Linked DNA regions of Homo sapiens: region 2 is linked to region 1. A link is a loop called in an ENCODE intact Hi-C map of the cell type or tissue named here. Cell type or tissue: PC-9. All regions are shown on one strand. Links, peaks and the distances in the headings refer to the core of each region. The heading gives the core; the rest is flanking DNA.

What was found. A loop is a pair of places that touch in the nucleus more often than their neighbours do. Peaks named below come from ENCODE experiments on the same cell type or tissue, not always from the same donor. Only the 100,000 strongest peaks of a DNase experiment are listed, where the experiment ranks them.
Region 2: a loop joins it to region 1, with 9 times the contacts of the local background. A loop is called at or near these places in 4 of 110 quality-filtered maps.

What each region holds. Positions count from the first base shown.
Region 1 is chr13:110,338,963-110,355,349 of GRCh38, forward strand. All of the region lies in intron 3 of COL4A2 (collagen type IV alpha 2 chain), which reads left to right. MIR8073 (microRNA 8073) reads left to right here and starts at 1,996; the gene lies at 1,996-2,067. RefSeq lists a silencer at 2,100-2,169 and enhancers at 3,241-4,190, 4,191-5,139, 8,088-8,946, 13,946-14,458. In PC-9, for the core only: no CTCF peak of the experiment used is centred there; DNase peaks (open chromatin) are centred at 7,869, 8,779 and 8,939; H3K4me3 peaks cover 1,112 bases; H3K27ac peaks cover 4,299 bases.
Region 2 is chr13:110,243,284-110,258,399 of GRCh38, forward strand. The region is part of intron 1 of COL4A1 (collagen type IV alpha 1 chain); the gene reads right to left. LOC124903212 (a long non-coding RNA gene) reads left to right here and starts at 7,159. Exons shown (of 3, transcript XR_007063872.1): 1 at 7,159-7,340; 2 at 8,166-8,302; 3 at 13,025-13,401. In PC-9, for the core only: a CTCF peak has its summit at 4,334; no DNase peak of the experiment used is centred there.

The DNA.
Region 1 (16,387 bases), core at 4,845-12,844:
TGGTGCTCTTGGATTGTAATCAGTGACTTGTGGTTGGCAGTTATGCCTCTGCCTTCAGTACTGCAGGCCTGTGCCTTCCACGGACCTTCCCTAACATCATTTCTGGAGATGATGGGGCCAGCTCTTTAAGAAACTATTTTTTCACGTTATCATGTGGTAAGAACAGAGATGAACCTCAGAGATGAAGAGTGTGATTGAGCTCAGAGAAACTTCAGTGACTTGATTTTAAATGGGCCAAACAGTTGGATTTCTTTTACCTTTTGTGCAGAAAGCCTTCGTTTAGAGAAAAGAGGACTGAATTCTGATGGACAGTAGGTGTGGGAGGGGCAGCATGTTATCACAATAGCATCGTGATGAGATTCCTGGATGGAGGGAATCACTGGTGCTTGCATATTTGGGGCTTCATCTTAGGGAAGTTCCCTAAAATCTCTGTAGCACCCAGTTTTCGTGGGAAGAATGTCGTGGGAGCAGGGGCTTCCCTGACCTTGGAAGCCTGGCCGGTCAGTCTCAAACGAGTTTACTGCCTCCGACCCAATTGTGAGGACTGAGCCAGAGGGAGTGCATGTCAGCCTCAGCCTCCAGCAGCACAGCCCCTTTCTCTACAAGCCTCAGATATAGGGGAAAAAAAACAAAAACAGAGTCAAAAGTAGGTCTTCATTAATAAAAGACTGGGATCTCCCAGAATTAATCATCTTGCTCATCTTTTCCAGTTCTGGAAATCTGATCTTTGAACCTGGTATCCTCAGTCTTAGCACAATACCTGGGACCATAATAGATGCTCAGTAAACTTGGTGGGAGGAAAAAATCAAAGAAGGAGTCAAAATAGAGGTGCTCGGTGCCGAGGAGTTGCTAACCTGGACCATCCAAATAATGACAGTCTGTGGCACTTCAGAAGCATTCCAGAAATGGAACAATGGCACTCCATGAAGCTGTATAAACTCATAATGTATCCTGTAACTAACCCAGTATAGAACAGTAACACTGTTTACACTGATTGGAAGGAAGAAGGTTCATCCTGGCGGTTTATGACATTGCCAGAATGGCTTGAATCCTTGAGGGTGGGTGACAGGTAGAGTGGATAATAAATGGGCCTCCTGGTTCACAGAGCCTGAGAACCTCTCACCCAATGGGCACCTGGTGCCCCTGCAGAGTCCAGTCTAAGAGGACAATTTTTTTTTTCAGATGTAGTCTTGTTCTGTTGCCCAGGTTGGAGTGCCTGATCTCAGCTCACTGCAGCCTCCGCCTCCTGGGTTCAAGCAGTTCCCTGCCTCAGCCTCCCTGGTAGCTGAGATTATAGGTGCACGCCACCACACCCGGCTAATTTTTGTATTTTTAGTAGAGATGCGGTTTCACCATCTTGGCCAGGCTGGTGTTGACGTCCTGACCTCGTGAGCCACCGCGCCCAGCCAAGGACAATTTACTCTAGCCACAGATATGGCCATGGTCCTCATGTAAGCTGACTACAAATACAGCAAATCCACCTTTCCAAAGACTTCATTCTAAAGATGTAAAAGAACAAAAAGAGATAAAGGAAGAGGATGAGAAGACTTGAGAAGAGTGGAAGTGTAGAAAGAAAATGTTTAAGGTTCATCCCCTCCCCACCTTGGGGAGTTCCTTTGGCAGCATCTTCTGAAGGGTACTTCTCCTAGCCCAGGGGCAGAAAGATCCAGTCTTTTGGGGCAGCTGCGGAAGAAAGGAGAGCAGTCCTGTAGCTCATGAAGACATTACGAAGCACAAAGAACTGCACAGGGACAGAGAGTCTTTAGGGTCTCGAGCTCACTCTATGTCCTTGGCTGTTAAGTTCCCCGAGAGCAAACCCCAGCTTCTCGCTTGCTTCAGGCTCTGCATGTGTGAGTGTGACCCTTGGGTACTCTCGGGGCGTTTTCAGCCATGCGATTCTGGGGACTTCAGAGGACTCTGTTCCTTTCTGACTCGTGTTCCGGCGTCTGTGGATTGCTCCCAACAGGAGGAGGAGTATTGTCTATTAAGGGAAAAGATTTCAGTGACCTGGCAGCAGGGAGCGTCGTCAGTGTTTGACTGTTTATGGTATGTCAGGGAGCTGGTTCCTGGCAGTGGCTTCCCCAGGGGTGGGGAGGGGTGTGCTGGGGGTGACAGGAAGCACTGAATCACGACAGAGAAGGGAAAGAAGCCCGCCCGCCACTTCCGGTGTTCACTGAGCAGGTCGGTGGCCAGCGCTGCCTTCGCATCAGAACCCCATTTTAAAACACATCCAAGCGCGTGGCGTCATCGGGACGACGGGCTTCTCCCCAGTAGAGTGTCAGACCAACACCGCCCTGCACAAAGCTCTGTGTTCCCTGCTTTCTGTCATGTTCCCACCCATAGCCAGAAATCCCAGCTGCTGGCCGTCCAGCCCCTATGGAGCAGTGACTAAGGGTGGCTGTGGGACTCACTCACGAGCCTTAGGTTGGGTGTACATAGTTTGTGGCTGATTAGGTGTTGTTAAGGATTTACTGTTCAGGGCTGTTGATTTCTGCCACTGGCTTGTCTTCTCCCAAGGACAAGGGGCCTGCCTATTGGCTTTTAGATCTTAGCACTTAGCAGACTCTCAGAAGTGTTTGCTAGAGGACGTTTTCTGGGGAATGTCCACCTGCACTGATGAAAACAACTCAGTAACAACTCCACTTTGAGAGGAGCAGAGCAGGAGCCTTCCTTAGGTGTGCGTAAGGGGATACCGGCTTTAAAGACGCCAGGCTGAGTTGCTGTGTCAGGATTGATTCTTTACTTCTCCATCTGGAGGTGTTTCTGCTTTATCAGTTTCTCCTTGTTTCCAGCTCTGTCTCGCTGCCAGAGGGCCGACGTTTCCTGGCTTTTGTTGTACTGTGGCACACAGTCTGTTTTGAAAGGACAGGAGCATAATAAAAGCGGATATGAAAGAAGGGCCAGATGACATCACATAGAATACTGGAGGAAGTCCGCGTTTGTGGATGTTTATAATCTCAGCATGTTAGTTGTTTGTAATATGATAAGAGCACTTTTGATACATAGGAGGACTACAAGCCTTGTTGCTTAGACAGGACTCACGAATTTTTATCTTAGGCTCATAGTGACGAACAGAGAATGGGGATCTTGGCCTGGATCCCAAGTGACCCTGGCTCATTGGTTGACCTCGGGTACAAGATTCGGCATAGATGAGCCATTTAAATTGTGCCTAAGCCAGCTACTCATTGAATTTTTTAAAAGAAAGAGAGAGATAGAATAAAGAAAGCTAAGAATTTGACTTATTAGAGATGAATTAGCTTACTAAATTTTTTCCTTTTGAAATCTTACTTCAGAGAAATTGATGGTACCTAGAACTTAACATTAAATCAAGTAAGACCCTTTTAAGGTGAATTCTGGAAGCCATATAGAGTCAGCATTATATGCATGCTTACTCAGTGAAAATCCTAAAGCATGCAAGTGTCTCCATAAAGAGCAATCTCCTTGAACAATAACAGTGTTGACACCTGCTGTTCCCCAGGTCTGTATCGTGAGATGGAAATACACCAGCATCTTCCCCCACTAGGGGAAGATGATAAAATGCAGGTTAAGAACATGGACCATGGATGCTGGGTACTTCCTGCCGGGAGCCGGGCACTATCCTCACCTCTTCCCGTGGGTTAATCTCCTTTCATCCTAACGGCAACCCCAGGAGGCAGGAACAGTAGGTTCTACCCATTTTTTAAATGAGGACCCTGCAGGGCATGTGGGATGAGCATTCCTCACAAGACCGCCCCCACGAAACATGGCCTGGAGCCCGGGCACCCTTGGTCCAAAGCAAATCAAGTTTCTCCCAAACACAGTGCCATTCAGAGCAAACCAAATCTGCAGCACTGGAGACCCGCACACCCGACTGGAAGCTTAGGGCAGGGCAAAGGCACAAGACAGCATCATAGCACTCTGGAGCCCAGGAAGAACCCATCTTCTTGCAAACACTCCAGATTAAGCGTAAAAAGACTAGAAAAATCAACTGTCTTCATGCACTGGTATAGGAGAGCAGGGTAGAGCTGGCTCCTAAAATTTCACACTCAGGAGACTCTAAAAATCGTGCTCAAACCTAAAAATGTGTGCATGCTAATTCCAAATTAGCCTTATCGACAGAGGTTAGCGTCCAAAACTTGGTCTAACCTAGTCCAGGGAACATGCAATCTTTGCAACTTCATACTGCAGTGACTGTGTGTGTGGTCTCTGATTGTCCATCGAACACAAGAATTAAAATCCCAACAACCTAGTGAGGGGCAGAGAGGAGTGGGATTGAAAATCCACTGTTGAAATATCCAGGTAGATAATCCACTCCCAAATAACGGAGTGCTGCCTGCGCCTGTCCGTACCCAGTGGGTGCTCTCCTCTGCTGGCCCCAGGAGTAGGCGTCTGCTGTGACTTAGAGCAGATTTTATGCACAGACCTTCTTCCAGGCAGAGAAAAAACTACCGAGTGTGAGTTCACAGCAAAGGCATCCTCGATCCCTGCTGATGTGGGAAGGCATAGGTACACGCCGTCTGAAAGCTGCCAGGCGTGATTCACTTGGCAGCGTACCTCCAGGAGAAAGGGCGGGGCAGAAATTCAGAAATTCTAACCCAGAAGCCAGGCCAGCAGGTAGGTAAAGTGGCTGTCGCATGGGTGTGGTGTTGTCCATGGCCCCAAAGCCCCTGGGACTTTGATGGTCAAGTTTGCAAAGATAAAGCTGCAGGCACCTGAGGCTGAGCCTGCCCGGGCAGCGCAGCGCTGCTGTGTGCCAATGCAAACGGGGACCTTCCTTGCCTAGACCAGTCTTCACCAACCAGAACAGAAATCTTATTGTATTCTGAAAAAGGATTCCTGGATCTCTTTCATTCCATGCTTTTCAGATTTTTTTCTCCCAAATTTAGCACAGAGGGCAGGTTTTGAACAGAACTCTTAAACTGAAGGTACTTCTCTGGAATAAATAGCTTCAAGAGATGGACCCACTTTGTTTATTACCAACAGGGCTAAATATTTACCTTAGACCTATATGCCAATACTAACCACATACACATTTTCATTCATTGCCAAAGAATACCAAGAACTGGCATGCCGTATAAATAATTAAAATTTAGTGTAGATAATGTGTGAGGTAATGCTTATATTAGATGATGTCTCGGTGAACTCTCTCCCTAACGAAACAGAAGAAAAACAACATAGCTCATAAATATGTAAGGGTATTTATTCTAAATGTAACATGTGAAACTCTTCACTGCATGTGTACCTATGAGTCTGAAAACTCACTTCTAACTATGATTACATTGATGGCCTCTTGAACAAGAGTTAAAAGCTCCTTGTAACTTGTTCTTCTCAACACGGAGACAGAACAAAATCCCTCAGGCTATTAAAAGGATGACATGACAAATAGCCTTCATAAAAGATGGTCTTTTATGCAGCCAATTTTCTTATTAGTTATTTGACGACAACATTGAGGTTTAAATGAGTAGCCAATGAGAGAATATTGAAGTAGGCTGTTTGTTACAGCACATCTCCTCTAACTCATACTTGCTGATAGGTAATTGGAACAGAAGAGAATGATGTCAGTATGAGATGGAAGTCATGTTAGTTCATGCGTGACATTTTTCCCAGCATGGTGTTTGTACCACTGAGTAACAGGATAGCTGAGGGTAAGTAGAAGAATACACATCAGCACAGCAAACTGTCAAGGAATGGAACTCTATACGAGACCCCAGGGCCGCAGTATTCTCTCTCTTGCCTCGCTCAGGCCACATACTCTCCTTAGAAATGCTTTCTCCACAGCTCTTCCCAATCTTTGGTCATCCTGTCCTTGCTCTCTGCAGTGTAGCAGTCTCAGCACTTCCTTACACCCCCTTCTATGAAACTATGCCATCACTTTTCTTCAAGATAAACTGTTTTATTTACTGCAATATTTCTTTACTTGAGAAGTTAACATGTCCATTAAACTGTGCTATTATTTGTATTAGGATTGCTACCAATTTTATTAAGGCCCTAGTTACAAAGTTGCATCGGTATTGAGTGGTCTGCCCCAGCTCTGTTTTTCCCATGGACCTCGGTGGTTTGCTGTGTGGTTTTGCAGAGTGTGAGAATTTTTCAGAAACAGTCATATACTGTGTTACAGCAGAAAAGCCTGTTCTTAAAAAGAATGAGTGGGGACTAGATGTGAATCAATGTGATTTGACTTTCTTCTTCCCAAGGTGAGTGGCTGGTGTGTTTGAGTTGGTCTTGACTACACTGACAAGGAAGGTGAGGGTATGGAGGACATTCCAAGCTGAAGGAACAGTGTGTACAAACGCAAGTTCTTTGCGAGGATGGAACTTCAGAGGTGTTCATACTCAATGCATTGAAAATCCTCACATTCCCTCAGCATGTAAAATAAGTGATTAAGCATTCCGCTGTAGTTGAAAGAAAAAGAGACTTTGAAAGTGGAGGGAACAGTGGATGCAGGGGAGCAGAACCCCAGTCGGCGGGTCTCAGGAGAAGCGAAGCCTGCTGTTCCTGGGAAGCAGTGGGGTGCAGGAATCAGAGGACAGCAGATGCTGGCTTCACACCCTCACCTTCCCTATGGGTACAGTCGAGGCCTCCTCAAACACACCAGCCACTCACCTGGGAAAGAAGAAAGTCAGACTCACATTGATGCACATCTCGTCCTCACCCGTTCTTTTTAACCTGATATGGGCTCTCAACTAAAGGGTTAATACCAGAAGCACCCACCTAGCTAAGTACCGACCTAGACAGCCATTAGTGATTTACAAAAACATGAAGGGTGGCCATCTATATTAGGGGTGGAGAAGGACAGGGGGCAAGGGAAGGTGGTTTCTGGCAATTGGTCCACTGACACACCCCCAGCTGCTGTGTGGGACAGAAGTCACGTGAGTCAGATAGCAACACCCAGGCTCTCATCTTGTTCCATCTCATCTGTGCCTGGGCATGTGTACCTGTGCACAGGGGGACCACCTTCTGCAAGGTAGCTGGGGTGCGTGTTAGTTCTCAGAATAGTGCCAGCTGTGTGTCCACTTCATGATGACATCAAGAAGATGGGCTTTGGGATCCTGCCCACACCCAGCTCCGGGGCGCTGCTGATGTATCTGGGCAACCCCAGCCAGGATCCTGGGCTGCCTCTATCACCCTCACAACCTGGGGGCCAGGAGCCAGCAATGAAGGCCAGTGAGAGGTGAATTTGGAAATGAGGAGCTTTCCTGGGGTACTGAAGGAACAGTATCAAAATACTTGAAAAGAAAGAGAACTCTTTCTTGTTTGAGGCTTTTGGGGCGTTGTTTCCTGCGTAACTCAAAGCCTTGGGAATCCCAGACAGAAAGTCATTTAAGATTAACTTTTGAAATCAAGTGAGTAAGACCTGATTCAAAGGAGAATTTAGCCATGGGTTAATAAATATATCTAAATTGCAATGAAAATCTTCAGCGGTCTTAGCCGTTGATCCCGTGGTCACCATAGACAATATAAGGAGCAGTGTCTATGGCAGGAGTGATGGAACAGATTTCAGGAAGTAACTTTGAGTGAGAGAAGCAGGGGCCCCAGAACTCTAGTGACCAAGACATTCGAAGACAGGCAAGGAAACCTTCAAATGCAGGCAACTCATATTTCGACGGGGCACCCTCCAGTGCTCCGAGATGGAAATTGCCTGCATTTCAGTGCCCTGTTCTGTGGCTCCAGTGCTCTGCTGTATGCCCACTGTGAAGGCTGCTTGTCACCTGTGCTGCCCAGCTCAACCCGGCCCCTTTGGTCGCTGTCCTGCCTGCCTGACGGCTGACGACGGCCCCACACCCATGTCTACACCCTGGGTGTTTGCTGTGTAGGTTCCAGGCTTCTAGACCAGATGACTCAAGATGAGGCACATGTGAGTCTCCACCCAGCACCTAATAAAACCACCCAACAAATGAGGGCTCAGCTCCTCCCGGGGTGAAGGCCAGGGTGCTCTGTTGACTAAGGGGAGGCCATGAAAGAACGGGGAAGACTGGCTCTGGACAGAGCCTCATCCCCTGCGCTTATCGTGGCTCACTGCCAAGTGCGAACACCTGGGTCCACGCCTCCGCATGCCGGGCCCGTGTGCACACCTGCCTTCCTCGCTGGTGAGAGGGCGCATCTCAGCCTGCTTTTCGCCTCTAGAAAGGCACTGAGTGTGAACTGTGAAGAAGTGGCCAGGGCAGAGGATGTGTGTCAGGAAATGCCAAGCCCCCTTTCCTCACTCAGCCAGATGGCCTACCTGTCCTCACCTGAAACCAGGCCCACCCATGCTCTGAGATCATCTCTAGCCCAGGACAAGGCATTTCCAAGGCAGCGTTGGCTTAGACTATGTTGGCTGGGCTTCACCTCTCATTCATGTGTCAGGAGCTCTAGGCCGGGGAGCCAGGCATTGGAGACCCTTTAGCTGGGAAGGCTCGGGGGGCTGAGTTACATCACCAAACCCTCACAGCAGCCCTGTGCAAGGGTGCCATCATCCTCCCTTTGTGCAGAAGATGCTGTGGCTTCAAAGGACCAGTCACTTCTCTGCCTGAACTCTTGCCCTTTGCTACATCATTCATGTTCCCAGTTGGCCCCTCACACCTGCTCTTCAGCATCCTGGGTTCTCAGCAGTTCCTACCTGGGGCCCTGCCTGCCATCCCTCCACTGTCATTCAGCCTGCTTTAAATGTCTCAGGATGACTAATGTCACTGGGATGTGTTCTGGCCCTGGCCTTTGGCCCACCACACACTGCATGCCCTGGCAGTCAAATTCCTGAATTTTTTCTGGAGCCAGTCCTGCCCGTCAGGACCCAAGCTCCAGCACTAAAGTACGGCTGTCAGAGGTGGCCCTGCCAATAGCACACTGTGTGTGGAAAACACCCAGACATTGAGCTGCCTGAGGAGAAATGGAAGGTGGCCCACTTGGCCGGTCATTGCTCGTTAAAATGTAAAGGTGTGCAGATATGAAAACACGGGGCTTGTTGCCGATGACTCAGGGGAGGGCACCGAACGTCATGCCTCCTGGTTATGTCTTGCCGCCGTGTTGAACCAGGATGGGGAATGATCCCATTCCTCAGGTATTCGTCTGGGAGACCGTAAAGGATTGCTTCCAGACAGGAAGGACGTCTGTCTTCCTAAAGAGTGTCTAGCCCAACTCGTTGAACTACTGTCATTTCTTTCTGGTTCTCCTGTTCCAAATACACAGCCTGAGCTCCTCCCTCCTTCTCTGAGTCTCTCAGTTCCATGAGGACAGGCATCGACGCAGTCATAACTGCTGGCACTCACTGGCATTCCAGAAAAGCCCATGGGGCTTATTCATTGTACGTGGGGGAGCGCCCCTGTCCTTCAGGCATTTCACCATCTTGAGCTGGTGACTAGTTCAAGACCATTCTGTAGAGTGAACACATTTATTTAGGATGCCCTTGAAGTACTGTTAAACAAAGGAAGCTGAATTGGCTGGCTTTGCTGCCCGGCATATAGAAGAAGGATTTGTGCTGGGTGGTACAACTGTGACCTGCACTTCCTCTTCCATATACCTTGCCCTGCTAATACCATGTTGGAATTATTTCCTTAATTTCTAAAGCTGCATGTGCGGAAATGGCTTATATTTCCTGTTTTGATAAACTAATAGAACTTTACTGAGAACCTTGTTCCCGAGTTGGCTTTCTTCTCTTTTGGCCTCTTTTTTGATTAAAATAGTAATTCTAAAAGTCCAGCTTGACTGGACTTGTGTCAAAGACAAAGAATTGTATAGATTTTTTTTTTTTGCCTTGAAAAGATAACTTTTTAGCTTTCAAAAGGATGATAACTTTTTAACAATAGGTAATGTTGATCTTGTTTGTCACTTGGCGTAGGTTTTTCAGTATTCCTCTGTGGAGGGAATTTGGGTTAGATGCTAGGCACAATCCAATCGTCAGCTATCTGTAAATTCCCTTCAGAGGATGGCTCTTGTTGGCTGGAGGTAAATTGGCTTAAAAAGACTTCCTTGGACAAGAAGTTTCTTGGAACATGTAGAGGACAAAATATTCTTTGTTTTGGGACAGATGAGTTTTGTTCTTGCGATTCATATAACTCGATTACTGCTCATTTTCTATGTGCAAGTTGAGAACAATGACCAGCATTTTTTTTCATTCGTCTACATGGCATCCACTTTAAATGATACTCATGTCTGAAGAGGGCTGGGTGCATTTCCATGGTTTGTTCCCTTGCTATATGTTGACAATTTGCAGTGGTAGTAGAGAAATAGTAGTCTCAAAGAGTTTAAATTGTTTATGTGTTTTGTTTCCTGGCATTCAGGTTGTCATTTAAACCTATTTTTTTAGTGTCCTAAATATAAGGACCAATCTGCCATGGAGAGAAGTGACATTGGGCAGTTTTCTCCACGTTTTGAGATGGGCGATTCCTCAGACATCTACCAAGGAGGACACCCTTTTCCCCGGTGGCAAAGGAGGGACTCTCCCTCTGCCTGGTGGCACAGGATCCTAGTGAAGGCAACACGATACTCTCTTCTCACTGTCATTGGGTCACTCACAGAAGAGCCAGGGCAGCAACCAGGAGGACCGGATGTCCTCTTAATCCTGCAGCTGCCACTCTTGATCTCTGCTCCAACTCCACTGTATCCCATTGATAAATGACAGAGTCTCTGCTGGCAGCCAGGCAGCTAGTGACTCCAAGCAAGAAATTCTGCATTTGATCCTGATAGGAGCCTGGTTCAAGAAACTAGAACCTGGTTTTCCTTAAAGGGTTCCATGACTTTTATTCTTCCAGAGGTAAAAGACTCACCAAGGAATCTAGATTGTGCATCTGGAGTGATTTGATGTCTATGGTAAATCTATCCATGCAAACAGATGGATTTTCATATCTTCTTTTTTTTTTTTATTGAGACACAGTCTCACTCCGTCACCCAGGCTGGAGTGCAGTAGCACAGTCGTGGCTCACTAAAACCTCCACTTCTCGGGTTGAAGTGATTCTTGTGTCTCAACCTCGTGAGTAGTTGGTATTACAAGCGTGAGCCACCATGTCCAGCTAATTTTTACATTCTTAGTAGAGACAGGGTTTCACCATGTTGGCCAGGCTGGTCTTGAACTCCTAACTTCAAGTGATCCACCGCCTAGGCCTCCCAAAGTGCTAGGCTTACAGGCGTGAGCCACCACACCCAGCCCAATTTCCACATCTTTCTAAATGTAATGATGCCAAGATTTAAATAAGACTCCAAGGAAAAGAATTTCCATATATGAAGTCAACCAAGAAATCCCTCACTCAAAGATTCCCGTTCTGCACCTGGAAAAAATGTCTGTTGCATTCCAATTGAGTAGAATGTAATCTAAGGTTTCTGGAAAACACATCTTATGCCTTTACATACACTGCCAACTGGCTCCTAAACATTTCCAATTCCTACAGTTTTGAATTGGCACAGCAATGCTGGCTACCAGTTTCAGAACAGGAAAAAGAAGAGCTCTAGAAGGATATTTTGAATTTTAAAAAAATTAAAAGAGAGAACTACAATTTTTTTTAGCACTTGGAGGGATTAGAGGCTCAGCCACTGAGTCCTTAGGGCTCAGAGCCGCCCCAGATGCAGCACAGGTCACAGAGGTCAAAGCAAGGTCCAAGGGCCATCACTTTTCTAGGACAGACATGCCAGGCACCCACTGAGTCATGGAACATGCTGAACCTGTAATAACTCCTACCTTCTGTTGCACCCAGGGTGATGGTTCAGTGGTTTCCAGCTTTCTCACTATCTCTAAACAAAGCCTGTTTTCACAATGCCCATCCGACCACCTAGTGTAGGGCTTTGCAAACCTCGGTGTGCTAACCTGGAAGTCATGCTAGAAAGCAGGTTCTGCTCCAAGAAAGGTGGGGTGGGGCCTGCATTCCTCACTAGCTCCAGGGTGATGCTGATGGGCCCTGTCCACACAGCACACTTGCCATGGCGGGGGCCAGCTGGGAGAGCAGCTGCCCTTCAGACAAGCACTCATGACCTCTTTGACTTTGTGTCTAAGTCCCTGCCTCTGATCAGTTTTCCTCTCTGTTTCCCTCTTATTCCCTCCCATTTTATTTGTGGTACAACTTCCAGGTAAATCTTCCTCAAACTCTCTGTCCAGTGTCTTCTTTGCTACCTGCTCTCTCTCTTGTTTCTTTCTTTCTTTATTTTTATTTTTTCTTTTTGAGATAGGGTCTTGCTCTGTTGCCCAGGCTGGAGTACAGTGGCGTAATCTCGGCTCACTGCAACCTCCACCTCCCGGGCTCAAGCCATCTTCCCACCCCAGCCCTCCAAGCAGCTGGGACCACAGGCGTGCACCACCACACCCAGCTATTCTTTTTGTTTGTTTGTTTGTTTGTTTGTTCGTTTGTTTTGTACAGACAGGGTTTTGCTTTGTTACCCAGGCTGGTCTTGAACCCCTGAGCTCAAGCGATCTGCCTGCCTGGGTCTCCCAAAGTGCTGGGATTACAGGCATGAGCCCCCGCACCCAGCCTTCTCTCCTGCTTCTTTGCTGCCTGTGGCTTTCTCTACCCTGCTCCTCCCTTGCCGGCGTGGGTTTTGTCCCTAAGAACTGGTGCAAGAATGACCGGTCCTTCATCTCTTCCTTGCAGCTCAGAGACTTTCAAGTCTACCTTGCTTCTTAGGTTTATGCTGCTTTGGACACTTATTTCCTAAAATGTATAATTCACATTTATTTTTCAGAACTATTCCTTTTGGTTCCACAACACTAAAGATGTCAAGAGCTTACAATAATCAGACTTAGCACCCCTTCCCTTTGTCCACAGTGCCTCTGCCAGCTTCTTTAATTCCTCTGCCTTTCTTGAAGGAGCAGATAAGTCCAATGGGGTCTGGCCTCCAGGTTGGTGTGTGATGAGATAGTTGGCAAGGTAGGACTGCCTGCAGGTCCTCAGTAAATGTTCATTCATTTGCTGAGGGAAGTAATGATTCATCCCCCTAGGCAAACTCCTTCCATGATTTGGAATTTAGGTCTGAAGTTTCCTGGCCAATGCGCCTGGGAAGCCACTGAGCTGGCTGTCAGCTGAGTAGGGACTAAGGATGTTCAACTGTGGGTACTGAAAAGCGGCACTAGATTGAAATGGAGTCCTGAGCTGCAAGTTGGGGAGCACAGCAGTGTTGGAGCATCCTGAAAGTCATAGGAAGAATGGGCTTCGAGTCACTCCAACTCAGGATGTTCCTGATTCCCTGATAATGATCATGATGATGATGATGATGACGATGATGATGGCATGAAGGTGGTGCCCTCCTAGGCCTGGAGGTTAGGGGTAGCCAGTCTGTCTCTGCTTTCTAGCAGTGAGAGCCTCAGGCTGTCAGGCAGGGAGGTTGGCCTTGGGAGGTAGGCATAGAAGGAATAGTGGAGCATAGCAGAGCCCTAGGGCGCAGGCCTGAACACAGCCAGTCCTCTCTGTGAACAGGATAATGCAATACTTAAGGACCCACTGTTCCTAATTTGCTCTCTAACCATCCTCTTCTTCGCAGCTCTTACCAGAATTTAAATTATGTGGGTTTAGTTGTTTGTTTACTTATTTCACCTTCTTGTCTACTTGGTCACCTGCCACAGGGCAGGAGCAATGTCTAATCTGCCCCCTACTCTATACCCAGAGCCCAGCACAGTGCATGGCTCAGAGGAAATTCACATCAGTGATCATGAGTGAATGAATTTGTAAAGTGAAAGCGTGGATGAAGGACCTCCCAGCCCCTTGCCCTTTGTCATGTTAGTTTGGAATTGGGGATGTGAGGTGTCCTCTCACTGGTGCAGTTGAAGGAAGGTGCCGGATACGGTTCAGATTCCTCGGTGGTCCCGAGTTCCCTGGGTGGGGAGGTTCTGTGTGCCTATGAGGAGGTGAGAGTCAGGCATTCTCCAGGGAGTAGGGTGCCCCCACCAGCTTTCACAGGCCTTCTGTAAAACTGGTCCCGCCAGGCCTTGAGTCCTTTCCTGCCTTGGGGTGAAGGACACCCAGACAACCACAGGAGTTTGGCCAGCCGGGCTGAACGGCTACAGCACGCCCCACGAGCCTGGATCACGTTCCACACCTGCAGTAGGAGCTGCAGGAACCTCCTGGCCCTGCGAGCTTCAGTGGGGTCAGCAGCCAGGCACACCTGCAGGGGGCGTCAGTGAGAGCTGGGCATTGGAATTGCCCTACACAGTTGCTGCCTTGGAAATTCAGACTTGAAATGAGAAATTAATGGAGGATTGAATTGATGTTTCTTTCATGAGCCTGTGATTGTTGTAAAAAGAGGTGTGTCAAATGCTTGGTGAGACCCATGCAGGATTCTTTAAAGAACACTGAGGCAAACCAGACCTTATAGGGAAAAACAGGCCTCACGGAGACTGAAGTTAAAATATGGACCAGGGCCAGTGTTTCTTCATGAAGGGGGTGAGCAGAGATTTGAGGAGGCTGCAGGGTGGGAGGAAACTCATCATTTTTATTAAGGAGTTGACAAGAATAGGATCGCGGCTTGTCTTTGATTTGCGTTAAGCAGTAAAATGAAGGGATAGGCTGGAGGGCTGAGAGCAGGGTGGCAGCAGGTGCGTGCAGTCGGTATGCCTCTGCTGGAGGGAGTGGCCAGGCCACAGACATGGGACACCACATAGCAGTCCTCACACTCCTCCTCTGAGGTCCTCAGGGAGGCATTTGTGTCTCGAGACTGTTTCAGAGACCCATGTCTTCTCAGGAGATGCCAAGGCTCAGGTCAGAGACTTGTTGAGTTTTTAAGAGACTGTCTGAAGCACACACCCTGCCCTAATAAGTCAATATTTCTGTTCCTCCTGGAGACCTCACATTCCAAAGTGTGGTACTTCGGGCTCTTGTAAATGTTGGAATTCCTAAGACTCTCTCTGGAGGACAGGTAAGATGTCAGTGGGAACACACATACACACATGCACGTGCGTGTGTGCACGCACGGCTGGCATGTCCATGGAAACTGCCTTGGCGTGGAATGAGCAGGGCTGCCTCTCAATGAGGTATTCCTTCCCTCACAATATAGCACTGGAGCCATCGGTACATGTAGAAAAGTGTTACTGGGAGGTATCTTAATCAGCCTACAAGTCCTAGTTCCAAAAGTAAGAATGCATCATTCATTTTTGAGTGGGTTATGAATAACTCACTACAACTAAATACAGTGAATATCGTAAACCTAGAATAAGGAGTCTGTTAGATCAATTTGAAACCATTCAAATCATTTCAACCTTTGATTTATATGGAGGGATTTGGCAAGTGGCTTTAAAATCAAAATTAAAAATAGCTTGGGAAACAGCAGATGGAGGATATGAGTTGATGCTTTACCCTATAGACCCAGGAGGCCCGCCTGCCCTTCCCAGACAACTGGCCAATGAATTATTGGGTCAACTGAGGACCTCTGCCAAGCGCCTGTTCATGCCTCCCTCACGTGTAGTAAAAGGCATGAATGCGCCAGCCCATCTAGTCTTGAGCTTTGGTGCTAAACTTTCTGGCTTAGTATGGAGTTGGATTTCTAGAAATCACATATTCAAATCATGGGATTTATGAGCCCCATTGCAGATAAACATTGGAGCCATTGAAAAATTGGCAAATACCTAGGATCGTGTTTTCAGGGCGTGAGAGGATTTTATATATGTTTACTTTTACACCATAAACTCCAGCTGCCTCATTACCTCACTCAAGACAAAAAGATCACTGGAAAGAAATGTAAAAGCTTTCAAGGTACTGTTTTCTCTGAAGGGTTTGGGACTTTCCACTTTTTGGAGTTTTTTTTTTTTATAGTAGTAACTGATGCATCAGATACTATATTAGGTAAAGAATTATAAGAAGAACATAAAAAACGTGAAACTCTCAGATGAGAGTTCTCTAGTAGAAAATTGTTAGCTGAAAGAAAAAAAAAATCACCCATACAAAAGGAACATGGAGTCATTGCTGGAACCCAAGGCCAACTCTTGCCAGGAGGTTTTGGGTCAGAAGCCTGCGTGTCCTGCCCTTCTGCCCTGGACTATCTGGAAGACCCTGCTGGGCGGCAGTGGCAGAGTGGGCCTGGCCATGCCACTTGCACCTCCACGTGGACATGCAGCTGGTGACAGGAAAGGGGAAGGTTCCAGCAGACCCGCTATCACAAAACAACTTACAGAGGGAGTCCCCAAGTGATAGTCCTGTTTAGTCATTGACACGTAACTCAGAAGAGAGTGAAAAGGCTGTGGTAAAATACAATTTGCTTAACATTGGAAAGGGTTCTGTCATCTGGTAAGTTTTACTTGCATGATAAGGTTTCAATCAGTGAACACCAGAAGCCAGCCTTGTCCAGGGTCCCTTAGGTGTAACTGTGTGATAATAGGGAGGCTCCAGGCAGGCTGGCAGAGGCTGGCTGAGGGTGAAAAGCTAGATTAAGATTCACCTGTGAGCCACTGCTCACCTGTTTGTGTGGGGAGGGCTGCAGTAGCTCAACTGTGTGTGGGAGAGGGCTGCACTAGCTCACCTGT
Region 2 (15,116 bases), core at 104-8,103, 100 kb before region 1:
TTAAAGAACAGTCAACAACAAAATATTCTTGTAGTTCACTTTTTTTTTTTTAAGACAAAGTGTTGCTTTTGTTGCCCAGGCTGGAGTGCAATGGCGTGATCTTGGCACACTGCAACCTCCACCTCTCCAGTTCAAGTGATTCTCCTTCCTCAGCATCCCAAGTAGCTGGTAATACAGGCATCCGCCACCACACCCAGCTAATTTTTTGTGTTTTTAGTAGAGATGGGGTTTCATCATGTTGACCAGGCTGGTCTCGAACTCCTGACCTCATGTGATCCACCCGCCTCAGCCTCCCAAAGTGCTGGGATTATAGGCATGAGACACTGTGCCCAGCCTGTAGTTCACTTCTAACATAAAAATTAACTTTTAAAATGGAAGGAAATGAATCCAAGCCTGTGATAAAAGCTGGAAAGGAAGCAAGCTACCACGTGTTCAAACGCTTACCAGGTGCCACGCACAGTCAGCGATCATCTTATTTAATGATCATAACAAGCATTTCAAGATAGGTAGTGCCATCCCCATTTACAGATGTGGAAACTGAATTAGAAGATTTATTATAACACGCTAGGACAAAGTTGAAATTAGAACCCAACTTCAATTTCCATTATGTAAAATTGTCATCACATGAAAAGATAGAAATACGTCGGTACATACACGCACTTGCAATTTCCTTAGAAGAATCCCAATTTTAAACCATGACAGACACAGGTATTGTGGACAGAATGTAAAGAGGTATGAGATGAATAATCGGGTTAATAAGCTTTATTAGAGGCTCTGCTTTAAGTCTGATATAAAATGTTTACTTATATTCTACTTCAGGTGATTATCATTTCCTGAAAATAAAATCATGCCACTAATAGTATTGTGATCATGCAAAGTGTATATTTTTAACAACATATTCCAGCCTCAGCTGCATTGCCATGGAGACGCCTGCATAAAACAATCACATCTGGAGATATTTATTTTGTAAAGCTAAATCTGAACAAGTGCCTCCAAGACAGTAAGCTGTTCTCAATTTTATATTTTGGAAATGGGGACAGCTGACAACAGTCCAAAAAAACTCCAGAGATGATAGGTCTGTGTTTTTCTCTGACTCACATTTTAGGCAATTTTCAGCCTACACTCTCATAACCTCCTAACATTTTAAATCAATCCATGTGCACAGATTTGCTTCATAATCTGGGTTTTGGTGACCACTCAGAGGCATCCAAAGAGATGAGGCCAAAATCTGTAACCTGTGCTCCAGGAGGTTCTTCCAAAATGGACAAATACCAGTACTGAGAGACCTCACCAGAGGTACCTAACTCAGCCAGTACTACCATGTGTCTAATCCCCAGGTGAGGGTCACCTGCTCCCTACCTGGCTCCTGCGAATTGCTGACTGCATGTCTCTATTGTCAGGCTTATCACGTTTCTCGTTGTTTACTTCTGTGTCTCCCCGGTACACCCTGAGTGCTTTGGAGGCAGCCTCACATACAGCTCACACCAGGCTCCCGTAGCATTGAGCCTGATGTGAGCTGTACTTCATCTAAGACGACACCAATTGTAAAACCCATACTAAGAAATCAAGAAGGGTACTAATTAAACAATGACACATTATCAATTGTTAGATCTATCCCAATTCCAGAGTTGTTAAAACATCAATAAATGCACATCTTAGAATTGATGAAATCAGTACCCAATTATGGTTGTATTCTTGGTGCTGTTACTGGTGTTACCCATCTAAGCAACCTTAAGTAACAACTGTAGATGGAAATCCAGTGGCACCGCGCACCTCAACCACAGTGCATTCGTGCACAACAGCACTGTGGGACAAAGCTCCAAACAGGGAACTCGGCAATGATTACCTGACTGCTCCAGATCACAGAGTAGCCAGGGAAGAGCCGGGGACTCTGGGGAGTGCGCTGGCATCTGGCACCTGACACCTGGAGCCGTCCAGACCAGCTATTCCATCACCAGGTCATCTCCAAGTCCCTGGAGTTTCGGGGCAGCCTCTTTGCTGGGATTATGCCACTGCCCACAACCTGTTTGCGTTTGAGCCAAGTTTGGAAACACATCTCTGTTCTTTAAACTCTGCAGTGTTTCATCCCCCTCCTACAGATACCAAAAGGAAAACCCACCAGGCTAAGTCTCATGTATCTGCAGAGTCCATTTAGGAAATGTCCAGCAGTCATCTGGGCTTAGCTGGCAGAAACTCAACACCAGCCTGAAGTAGTGTGGATTTTCGACTTGTGAGTCAATTGCTGCTTTCTGGGAAAGAGCAGATTAAGCAGGGATTTAAGGGATTGAAGCTGAAAATGGCTATTTGGTGATCTGGAGTTTTCTGAAAGGTTGATAAAATCTCAGAAGCTTTATCTTTCTGCAATTTGAGGGAGGTTATAAAAATGAATTTCCTGGAACTGGGCCCTTAAGCCATCCGTGAATGCTTCCATTGCCTGGGACTGCAGATAAGAGGCTGCAAGGCTGTGACTGTGGACCCTCGGGTCAAGACGCTTCTTGTGCTTTTGGTACAGAAACACCCCCAGCCGGTGCCGGTGACAGGCGGGTGGGTAGTTTTACCCTGGGGACCACTTCAGGTACTAAGGAACACTGGGGAAAATCAGAGATGAGACAGGACTGACCCCCGACCCCGGCCTTCCCCCACCACCTTACGCTTTTTCATAAGCAAGTAATTTTTTTTAATCCTGGACCAAAAACATGCATGGCTTTATGTGTGTAGGGAATTTGATTATCAATTCTAAAAAATTGATCATTCCAAAAATATCTAAATTAGGGTTAGCTTTTCAGAACAAAAGATGTCTAAGATCATGATTTTTGTGTCACATTCTGGGTGGCCTAGCATTTTATGTAAATGGTTTTGTTAAAAAAAAAAAACAAAAAAGCTAGCCTTTAGAATGACAAGAATGACAAACAAATATCCTAAGATGTATGTTTACTTTGTTAAATAAAATCTATTTTAAAATATCACTATTCTGGTCCTTTCTGTCATATAAGGGCCCGTGCTGGGTTTCACCCTGGCATATGAAGGTATTTTAGCTGCAGTTCAATGGTTCACTGCTAAAAAGAAAAAAAAAATACAAAGGATGACCTGAGTACCCCCTTCACTCAGGTGTAATGTATAAGCTTCAAATGGTGAATTAAAATAAAAGTCAGGTAATGCAAGTCTTAATTCACTGTTGTAAATTACTGTGTTTAAAAGGGGTACATAAATAATGCAGGTTACCCAGGTTCACAATTTCATTGGTGACCTGACATGTGAAAAGCTATGTCACCATTTCATCATTTCCTGAGGAAATACACCTTGCATCTGGACTCCCAGAAAAATCTAAAGCTATATGCAGACTGGTGGACTCCACCGGCTCCCTGCTGGCTGCATATCTGAGGGCCTTTATGAGGGCTCTGCATTCTCCCGGTGTCTGGATGACCCTACAGATAAGCTCCCATACCATCTGTTTCAGATTCTAGAATGGGAAGAACTGGTACATTCTGTGCGGTACTCATCCTCTTCCTGGTTTTCCCCTCATTGGTGTTCTAGGGTCAATGAGTTCCAAGTTCCTGGAGCAATGCCTGTGTTGTGCTCCTGTGAGGCACACACTTAACCCGAGTGGTCATGAGGATGAAAGTGGGTCACGAAGGCAGTCTCCACTTGGAAGACGGGGAATATGGCTGGGAGTTCTCAAAGGAAAGAAAGGCGGGGGTCTCGGTCTCTCTTATAAAAGCAGACCAGCCATGGACAACAGCAACACAGGTACCCCAGACCAATGTGGAAAAAGAGGACCCTAGAAAGCTCTTGGGGTTGGGGGTGAATTTATTATTTATACTCCTAAAACTGTAGACAAACTTAATGAAAACCAAGTCAGTTTTGAAAGTCCTTTTAGCCTCTTCCCCATAGACCATGTGGCCTACAGAGTATAATAAGTTGTCTCCAAATGGAAGCCAAACTGACTTAACTGTGTTTGAAACAGAAAAGAAAATAATAATAATAGTCCCCAGTGGACTCTGTCAGACACACACACGCACACATAACTTCAATAGCAGAGATCAGCTTTAAACGAAAACAAAAAATACAATATGAAAGGAATGCAAAAGGTACTACAAAGTAATCCCTAAACCAAATATCTTTTATATTCTCTAAAAGTCTCTTAAACTTTTCAGGATATGTTAAAATAATTAATACTGTGAAACTTTTCTTTCATGCTCCAATTAAGATATTCAGAGATCCACCATCAGTATTCACGTTATAAAGTATATTAAGTTCTTAAAATACACAAAGATTTTACAATACACAGTACGAGTGCCAAAGAAGAAAGGGGAGGAAGAGAAGTCAATGGTTTTAATAAGAAATAAAGCCTATTTCTGGTTTTCTCGCATCTACAGACCAAGAGGGCGCTCTTCTCAAGATTACAGTGAATTCCATTCCAGAGGATGCAAAAAGAGGAAAGCTCACTCATTCTGTTTACAGAATGCCTTTTTAACTGAACCGAAGAATACCAGCTGCTATGCTACTCGTGTGTGTGTGTGTGTGTGTGTGTGTGTGTGTGTGTGTGTGTGTGGCAGAGAGAGAGGGAGGGAGGGAGGGAGGGGAGAAGGGTGCAGTGTTATACAGTTTAACTGGGACATGTCTTCTGATGAAGGCATATTTGGAATGAGTTAAACAGGATGAGGTCCTCAATTTTCTGATTTTTTTTCCTGCTTTTGATGGAAGATAGACCTTTAACATCGCAGCTTTCACAATTTTTATGTGTTTCACATCCCACCAAATAGGGACATGTGGAGATCTGCCAAGTCTAAACAGCTTATCTTTCAAATTCTTTCTCGCATTCCCTATGCTGTGCAAAAATGTCAAAATACTTTCCTGGTGATACTGCCGTCGAGGGCTCTTCCTGGTTGCAGCACTTCCTCGGGGAGTCTTTTAAATAATTCCCTACCCAACTAAATAAGCGTATGGAGGCAAGAGACTGTATCTTAGGGCTACTTGGGCAGAATTAAGAGTACGCAGCAAGCGCGGGCCCCACACGCTCCCGGCGGGATTGCGAGCGGGACATTCCCAACCCTCTGGAAGGCGCTCAGCCGCCTCCGCTGTAGCTGGGCCCTGGCCCCTGGCCCCGGCTCCTTCCCCCAAATTCCACTCCCAGGGATAAGCCCCACGGCCACACGGCAGGGGCGCACTGGTACGTTGCTCCAACTGAGGCAAGTTGGACAAAACCCCATTGACCTTCATCACGTCCTGCTGGGGTCTCGCTCTGTGGCGCAGGCTGGAGTGCACTGGCGCGACGTCGGCTCACCGCAACCTCTGCCATCTGGATTCAAGCGATTCTCCTGCCTCAGCCTCCCGAGTGGCTGGGACTACAGGCACGGGCCACCACGCCAGGATAATTTTTTTGTATTTTTAGTAGAGATGGGATTTCGCCATGTTGGCCAGGCTGGTTCGAACTCCTGGCCTCAAGTGATCCACACGCCTCAGCCTCCCAAAACGCTGGGATTACAGGTGTGAGCCACCGCACCCGGCCTCAATTCTATTATTTTAAATTCCACTTCATTCACACACACAAAATGCTGGTGTGGTGAATAAAAGATAACCACACACAGATGCAGCAGGCACTCACACTTTTTTCGGATAGCGAAACCTCAAAGACTGCACGTGGAGAATGGACTTTCTAGCTTCTGTCCTGTTTGCCGCTGTGCTGCTTGTGTCACGCTTGTTTTAACCGCGGTGGCTGTGAGGCTCTGCAAAATGGCTCTCCCCAGCTCCATGGACCCCCAGGGCCCAAGAATGCCCTAAAAAAGAATCTTAAAACTTCTCCAGAGAGAGCACACTCTGTATGATCCCATCATATGAAATTCAAGAACGGAGGCATCTGTCTATGGGGAAAAGAAGTCAGAATTGTGATGACCTTCTGCGGGGGTGTGGCAAAGGTAGGGACAAGGGAGGTTTCTGGGGTGCAGGAAACATTCTTTGCTTGTTGCGGGCGGTGACTACACGGGTGTATACGTCGGTAAAAACTCATCGAGCTGTGCACTTGTGATGTTTGCACTTTGTTGTATTTCAATAAAATTCGAGAAAAAGGGACGTGCTTAAGCCTGTTCACAGCAGCACTATCCACAATCGCCCCAGCTGGAAACAGTTCAAGGGACTGAGAAACGATGGGGTATATTCACGGAAGGGAGTCCCCGGCCACACCAGGGCAGGCCAGCTACAGCACCCGCAGCAAGCTGAAGCAGGCACAAAAGAAGACAAACTGGGTGACTCCATTCCTGTAAAAGTCAAAGCCGAACAAGATGACGTTGGATCCTGGTTACTCGTGAGGGCTACTGACTAGAAGAGGACTCCAGGGACTTCGTGCCTTCTGGTAATGTTCTGGTCCGTAGTCTGGGTTCACTGCTATGTTCACTTTGGGGAAAATGCACTGAGCTGTACCCTTCGCCTTTGATATGTTTCTGTAAGTTGATAAACTTCAATAAAATTAGCTCCCCAAAAAAGTGTCCATGGCATTTAAAAATTACTTAAAAAACAGTAAAATATAGGCCAAATGTTGTAGTACAAATAATGATTTCTTAAAAGCTTACATTTGCATAACATTTTTCAACTTCCAAAAATATACTTAGTATTGTGGTTTTAAAGGTAAAATTAACTTCTCTCCCTTATTCTCACAGAACTCAAAATCATTGTGCTTTCATCTGCATTTGTTTTATTATCATCATCATTTGTTTTGACTAATGTAAGATAGATGTGATCCCAAAGATGTGAAAATAATTATTCATCATTAACTCCCCTGAAAGGACAACTTAGGTAAATAAAATAATATTTCTGTTCCATTTAATAATGGAAGACATAGAAACAAAACAGTCCCTACTACTGTTTAGAGTTACACAATATTTCTGCCCTAATTTGAAAACAACAAGAGTTGATACATTCTTGGCAAAAAAAAAAAAAAGCACAAAAAATGTGAGAAACAGTGAATTTCTAATATGTAACATGTCTCTCTCTGTGCTGTAGTATGACTAAGATTTGTACATGTGAGGTACATGCTCTATTCTGCTTCTCAATTAGAGACTGAGTTTGCAGGGCAGAAAGGCTCCCAAGAAACCACACGCCTTGAGGAAATGAGGGTGTTTTCTTGGCTTCTCTTAGGAACAACATGTGACTAAAGTTCTGGTCTCATTTTCCCTGTCATATAATTTTGTTGACTCATGTTTCACTTCTTTTCTTCCCTTTTTCCCACTAAACGGGGGTGGACATTAAATGTTCCTGCTTGGGGAATAGGATGGCCTGGAGGGAATGACCATGAAGACCGGCACTTCACCTCCAGGTCATTGGTCTTTGTCCAGCTGCAAGCAGATGTGAGTATGATTAGTTGCCATGGGTCAGTGGTTCCTTGGATGGCTGTGTGTGAAATGAGTTGGTGGGCTTCGTGTGTGTCTGCTGGGACCCATGGGTGGAAACACTGTTGGGAGGCATGACCTGGGGCGAGCCTTCCCGTGCTTGTGAGTCACTGGCCTGACGCACTAGCACAGTGGGGCAAGGCCAGTGCGTCCCCAGCATCCGGGTCCCACGGAGCCCCTCCCAAACCAAGTGTCAGCTCCAGGCAAATATGTAGACTTGAGAGACATTTCGTTCTCTCAATGAAACTCAAACTCCCTAATTCCAGAGAAGGAATCTCCCACCCATAGAGTTGTCACTCTTAGCTACTCTTCCCGGTTCCCCGGATTCTTTTCCCACCAGCCCTGCTCCCATCCTTTGTAACTTTCATCTTTAACCCCTTCATTCCACCAGTGCCTATTTTACAGGCACCCTTTGAAGAACAGCAAATTTTACCCAGACAGGCACGAAAAAAGACGTTGGACTATTTCTTCCAGCTTTGGAGAACTGTGCGGCTCCCGGCTGTGCTGAAGGGCAGGGAGTTCTCCCAGCTATTCCCGGTTTTCATCTTCCATGGCCTACTCCTTCCACACCCTGGTGCCACCCTGGCCTGCACCGGCCATGTGGGCTTCTGCCTTCACTTTCAACATCTGACTCCCAAGCCCAGCCCACGCAAGACAGCCCCAAGGCCCCATGCCCAAGACTAGGGTGAGTGGGTGGGGCAGGGGAAGCACCAGCAGGCCTGTGCCAGGCACTCCTTCACAGCTCCTGGCAGTGCCCAGTCATACTTATCTTTTTCTTAACAGGTGGTGAGATTCACTTCCCATCTACTGCACGCCTGCATGGGCCAGGCACCCCCCAGTGCTAAGAATACAGAGCTGAGTGTGTGAGCAAGCTGGATAAGGAAAGGTGAAATTACAATAAAACGTGGGCTGCAAGGGAGGTGAGCAGAGACTCACGGGCATGCCAGAGGGGGACTCGGGGACCCCCAAGGTAGGGCACACTTCAGCTGAGTTGCGAAAAGTCAGGGCTGTTCACCTAGGAAGAACCCAGGATGAGGGAAAGACGGCGAGAACAGGCTGCCAGACAGGCACAGGTGCAAGCCGGTACAGAATTAAGACAGCACATTCCTGAGGCAGACAGGAGTTTAACTTTTCAGATCTTGGCCGCACAGCCTGAGAGCATAAAGACCTTGAACCCACACCTGACTTACAGCAGAGGCACAGTCTTCTCCGCCTTAATTCTCCTTAGTCCCAGTAACACTGACTCTGATAAAGGAGTCTATAATTGCTGTCTGAAAAGTGATAGCACATTTACGGGAAGACTTACAGAAATTCCAACAACTGGGCATAAGTGTCTTCTTTATTAATTCCTAATCATAAATAAATTACTTTTTTTTGAGGTAGAGTCTCGCTCTGTTGCCCAGGCTGGAGTGCTGTGGCGCGATCTCAACTCACTGCAACCTCCCTCTCCCGGGTTCAGGCAATTCTCCTGTCTCAGCCTCCCAAGTAGCTGGGATTACAGGTGCCTGCCACCATGCCTGGCTGATTTTTCTATTTTTAGTAGAGACGTGGTTTCACCATGTTGGCCAGGCTGGTCTCGAACTCCTGACCTCAGGTGAACCACCCACCTCAGCCTCCCGAAGCACTGGGATTAGAGGTGTGAGCCACCACTCCCAGCCAAATAAATTACATTTTAATCTATTCCATCTACAATCTCCAAATTTATAATAACATTTAATTTTAAAGCATGTTTCTACACATAGTTATATGTGTATATGTATTATATATGTATAATTATACGTATATGTATTATATACATATAATTATATGTATTATATATACGTATAATTATACGTATATATGTATTATATATACGTATAATTATACGTATATATGTATTATATATACGTATAATTATACGTATATATGTATTATATACGTATAATTATACGTATATATGTATTATATATGTATAATTGTATATATTATATATACTTATATACAAAATGTATATATGTATATATACATATAATATGTATATATACATATAATTATATGTATATATGTATTATACATATAATTATAAGTATGTATGTATTATACATATAATTATATGTATGTATCATATAAACATATAATTATAAGTATGTATTACATATACAGATAACTATAAGTACGTATGTATTACATATACAGATAACTATAAGTACGTATGTATTACATATACAGATAACTATAAGTACGTATGTATTACATATACAGATAACTATAAGTACGTATGTATTACATATACAGATAACTATAAGTACGTATGTATTACATATACAGATAACTATAAGTACGTATGTATTACATATACAGATAACTATAAGTACGTATGTATTACATATACATATAACTATAAGTACGTATGTATTACATATACATATAACTATAAGTACGTATGTATTACATATACATATAACTATATGTACGTATGTATTATATATACATATAACTATATGTACGTATTATATATACATATAACTATATGTACGTATGTATTATATATACATATAACTATATGTATGTATGTATTATATATACATATAATTAGGTATATATACATATAATTAGGTATATATACATATAATTATATGTATTACATATACATATAATTATATGTATTACATATACATATAATTATATGTATTACATATACATATAATTATATGTATTACATATACATATAATTATATGTATTACATATACATATAATTATATGTATTACATATACATATAATTATATGTATTACATATACATATAATTATATGTATTACATATACATATAATTATATGTATTATATATACATATAATTATACGTATTACATATACATATAATTATAAGTATATATGTATTACATATACATATAATTATACGTATGTATGTATTACATATGCATATAATTATACGTATGTATGTATTACATATACTTATAATTATATATGTATGTATGTATTACATATACGTATAATTATATGTGTATGTATGTATTACATATACATATAATTATACGTATGTATTACATATACGTATAATTATACGTATGTATGTATTACATATACATATAATTATACGTATGTATGTATTATATATACGTATAATTATACGTATATATGTATAATTATACGTATGTATGTATTATATATACGTATAATTATACGTATATATGTATGTGTGTGTGTATATATATAAAGTATAATGTGCTGTCTTCATGCCCATCAACATGATTAATTGGAGTAGGAGAAGGTTTGTAAAAGAAATGCGCTACAGGTTGAATATTCCTAACCCCAAAATCCAAAATACAAAATGCTCCAAAATATAAAACTTTTTGAGCGCCAACATGATACCACACATGGAAAACTCCATGCCCTCTGACCCCACCCACAACCTTTACTGCACTCAGCCTTCAGAAGAACTCCCAACTGGGTCTAGGTTTGAAACCAGAGGATCACTTAGCTCCTAACAGAGGATCACTTAGCTCCTATCAGAGGATGACTTAGCCAACAGCTGCTGTCTATCCCTCTGTGGTCCAGGAAGTGCACTGCATATTGTCACATTAAGCGAGAAATTCCAAACAAATGGTCTAGCTTAATGCCATGATCCATAGGTTTACTGGACGGCTAGCAAGAGGGAGTATGCAGATAGTTTTCCCATCAACAGAACTCTCTTTGAAGCATATCATGAGGGCTCCGTTTGCCTCTGGGAAGTGATACACAGCACAGAAGCGGGAGGGTGGCTTTGCTCTGAGGAAGACACAGCAGCGCCCATGTTCTATTTATCCCACTGCGTTCCACCAGCTGACCCTTTAAGGAGCCCTACAGTTTGTAACATACTTTAAAAGGAAACATGAAAAGCCTAAGTGACTAGTGAAATATTTCAAGCATGACGGACATGCAACTCAAAAACAGAGTTTAGTAAAACCAGTGGTGGCAGTAGGACCACTTTTTTTCCTTAAACAATTAAATATTTTAAATCATTGCTGATTTTGTGCTCATCTTCTCCCCCAGAATAGCGACATCACTAATCTCTTCCAGTGGAGATTTGGAATGTAACCCAAATTATATGACCTCCTGCCATTCTCTGTGTGTCCCCATCCTAAAAAGATAAATTCCTCTTCTAAAAAGCAGACTTAGGTAAGCCCTCCTTTTCCACAGAACTGGGGAATATGCAACTGAACAGGCCTGCTACTCTTACTCACTTGGTAGCAATTTAATGAGCACTTACTATGTGCTTGCCACTGTACTTGCAATCTGGAGGGTGAAGGATGACTTAGACATGAGCTGTGTTCTCAAGGAGCTTGCTGGTTAAGAGGAGAGAAGCTGTGGCCCCTACCACGCTAAGCCCATTACAAGGAAGGTGGCTGGACAAGCCAGCAGGAGCACACTTCCCGCGGAGGAGGTCTGTGTGCCAGCAGAACAGCCCAGGTGTCGGCTTCAGCCCTGCACAGGGCTGCCTGAAGGCCAGAGTGCTGCAAGGACACTGGTGGGGCAGCTGCCTGTGCCCACAAAAGGCCAAGTGTTTTCCACCTCATTTTCTAGCAGGCCTTGGGTAGGGTCTAAAAGTTTAGAGATGAGGGAGACCTATCCCATTCGCTGGATTTTGGTGGCATTCATCTGTGAGACTTGTGTCAAGTGTATTAGCATGAGGAGGGAAGGGAAATGAGGAGACTTGCAAGGACGTCCTTGCCCTTGGGGATGGGAGCTAGAGCAGGGCAGCCGCAAGAAGGCGGGAGAAGAGTGCAAGGGAGGGAGGCAGGTCATGGCTCAAGGACCAATTCAGTGTCATGAGGGGAAGACAGGAGGTTTCCCAATGAAAGAACGGTGATTCCACCAGGAACAGGGGGAAAGGAGGGAAAGGAAGGGAAGGGGGCAGGCAGGAAGGGAGGGGGCAGGCAGGCAGGAAGGGAAGGGGGCAGGCAGGAAGGGAGGGGGCAGGCAGGCAGGAAGGGAAGGGGGCAGGCAGGAAGGGAGGGGGCAGGCAGGCAGGAAGGGAAGGGGGAAGGCAGGAAGGGAGGGGGAAGGGGGAAGGCAGGAAGGGAGGGGGAAGGCAGGAAGGGAAGGGGGAAGGCAGGAAGGGAAGGGGGAAGGCAGGAAGGGAAGGGGGAAGGCAGGAAGGGAAGGGGGAAGGCAGGAAGGGAAGGGGGAAGGCAGGAAGGGAGGGGGAAGGCAGGAAGGGAGGGGGAAGGCAGGAAGGGAGGGGGAAGGCAGGAAGGGAGGGGGAAGGCAGGAAGGGAGGGGGAAGGAGGCAGAGGAAAGAAAAGACTGTGACTGACCTTATCTTATGACAGGAGAAGGTAATAGGTCTCATTTTCTTAGCTGGTAATTCTACTGTCAATTAGACAAATTTTATGTGAAGATTTTTATTCTACAAATCACGCTGTATATCTCATGTTCTTCTTATCTATTAAATCATACCTAACTGTTTTAAAATCTTGCCTAACATTTCAGCCTCCTCCCCATGAAATCTCCGGCTAGAGACAAGACACCTATATAATGTTTAAGATGTTCAAGAGTTGTCCTGGGCCCCAAGCGACAGGGTGAATAGGGCGTGGTTTCTACCTTCGGGCATATTCTAGTCCGGGGGGAAAAACACATCAAAAAAACTAAATGACTCCACAGGATGATTGCAACAAACCTACAAGATGCTGGAGAAGGAAAAATGGTTTTGGACGAGGATGATACTCGGGAGGAAGAGGTGAAGACAGCAGAGGAGGATGGCCACTTGCTGAGTGGTGCTGCCCTGTCAGGAACCAGCAGGCACTGTGAACGTGCATCCTCGAGGGAGCAGGTGAACTGGACCTCAGAGCCCAGAACCACAGGGAGGATGTCAGTGCCCGGGAAAGCAAAGGAGGAAATTCCAGAAAGAGAAAGCAAGGGAACCAAATATGGAAATGAGAACGTGCACAGGGAGTTTGAAGAACATTGGGAAGTTTAAAGAGGGTTGAAGCCCTGGTGTATTTACAGGTGCAACTGGAAATGCGGAGGTCGGCCATGGGGTGAGGGGTTTGCATCCACTTTAACCCAGCTACACTCTATTCATGCCCCAGACCGGCGGCGGGGGGGTCTATCCGATACTTTCAGCAACAAGGATAGCAAATAGATATTCTTTCCTGTGGGATAGGATCTAACCACGCACTCACTATGCATTCAACAAATGCATTCTATTGATTAATTTAATATTACTTCCATTTCACAGAGGGACTATTAAATAGTCTCTATGATAGCAATCATAGCTGTTCATCTCTTTTGTCAGACACCAGACATGTCTTTAAAAAAATCTTCATGTTTAGACTAATCCCAGCCAGCCAGAATGAAACTAAAGTGTAGTTTTCATAACTGCACTCACTTGCAAAGCCACTTTTCAAAAATAAATGGAAGAATTTATACTACTTATAAAAGATAGATTCTGAAATGCTGCTGCACAGTTCCCAAAACCCAAAGAAATCACTCTTGAAAACATCACCTTCTAAGGATAATATTATCTGATTTGTATCTTTAAAACCAGGTTTGAAAACTCAAACATAATGTAAATAGAAACTGCACATAACAAACCCTACAGAATAACGAACATGTGGAAGAGATCCTGCGGCAAACCTTCTCTGCATTTGACAAGTGGTCAGAGATCCATCTGGGAGACTTCCATGCGACATCCTTCCAAGGCCATGAGCAAATGTGAGCACAACAGCAACTAAAACTCTCCATAAGAATATGGAAGATAACGGCTGGTAAACCAAAAATGCTACTCTGCAAACCGTAAGTGCTACTTCCAAAGGACCTACCTAAAAGCACAAGTACATTTGTGGTTAAAGAAGAAAAACTGAGGTATACCACAGAGAAAAGTTGAACTTTTGCTGGTCAAAGCCATGGTCTCTCAATGACATACACTGGTATTTGAACAGTGGCAGAGGGTGCCAAGAGCTATCTCTCCAGGACCCTGTGAGACACTGTGGTTAACTGTACAAGGTCAGTGCATGTTGAGGCCTCCTTTCCAAACCACACTTCCCCACTATAACCCTGAGAGGGGAGTCTCACTCTTAAGACATGAAAAAAGAGAATACATAAATAGAGTTTACCAGCAACTCTTGAAGCCAAATGGTCTAATTAATTGACAAGCGTAATGCTATGTAGCTATTGAAATGTGCTACAACTTCAGGAACTCTTGCCTTTTCCAAAGGAACCTAAGAAGAATATTTAGCAGCCTTAAACCATTCATAATTTATTATAAAAATAAATAAGAAATACATAAAATATGGAAAATATAATTCATTCCATGTCCCTGGTCCTTCCATTTGAATGAGTAATACACAAATAGCCCTCGTTTCTTTCTTTTCTCACTGACATTCATTGAATACTTATTTTCCCATTGCCTACAGTGCATACAATACAACAAGGCTATGAGATTTGTAGAAATAGAAATATGGTTCCTAAAGACAAAGAACTTGTATTAAGCATGTTAACATCCAGAAAATTCTAGAAAACCTTTTGCTACCACATACTGTGAAGCTTAAATGAGCAGAAGTCACGTGGAGCCAAAGTGAACCGGGCAGCACTCAAGAAAATAAAATTTAAGCCGGCGCAGTGGCTCATGCCTGTAATCCCAGCACTTTGGGAGGCCAAGGCGGGCAGATCGCATGAGCTCAGGAGTTCGAGACCAGCCTGGCCAATATGGTAAAATCCCATCTCTACTAAAAAAATACAAAAATTAGCCAGG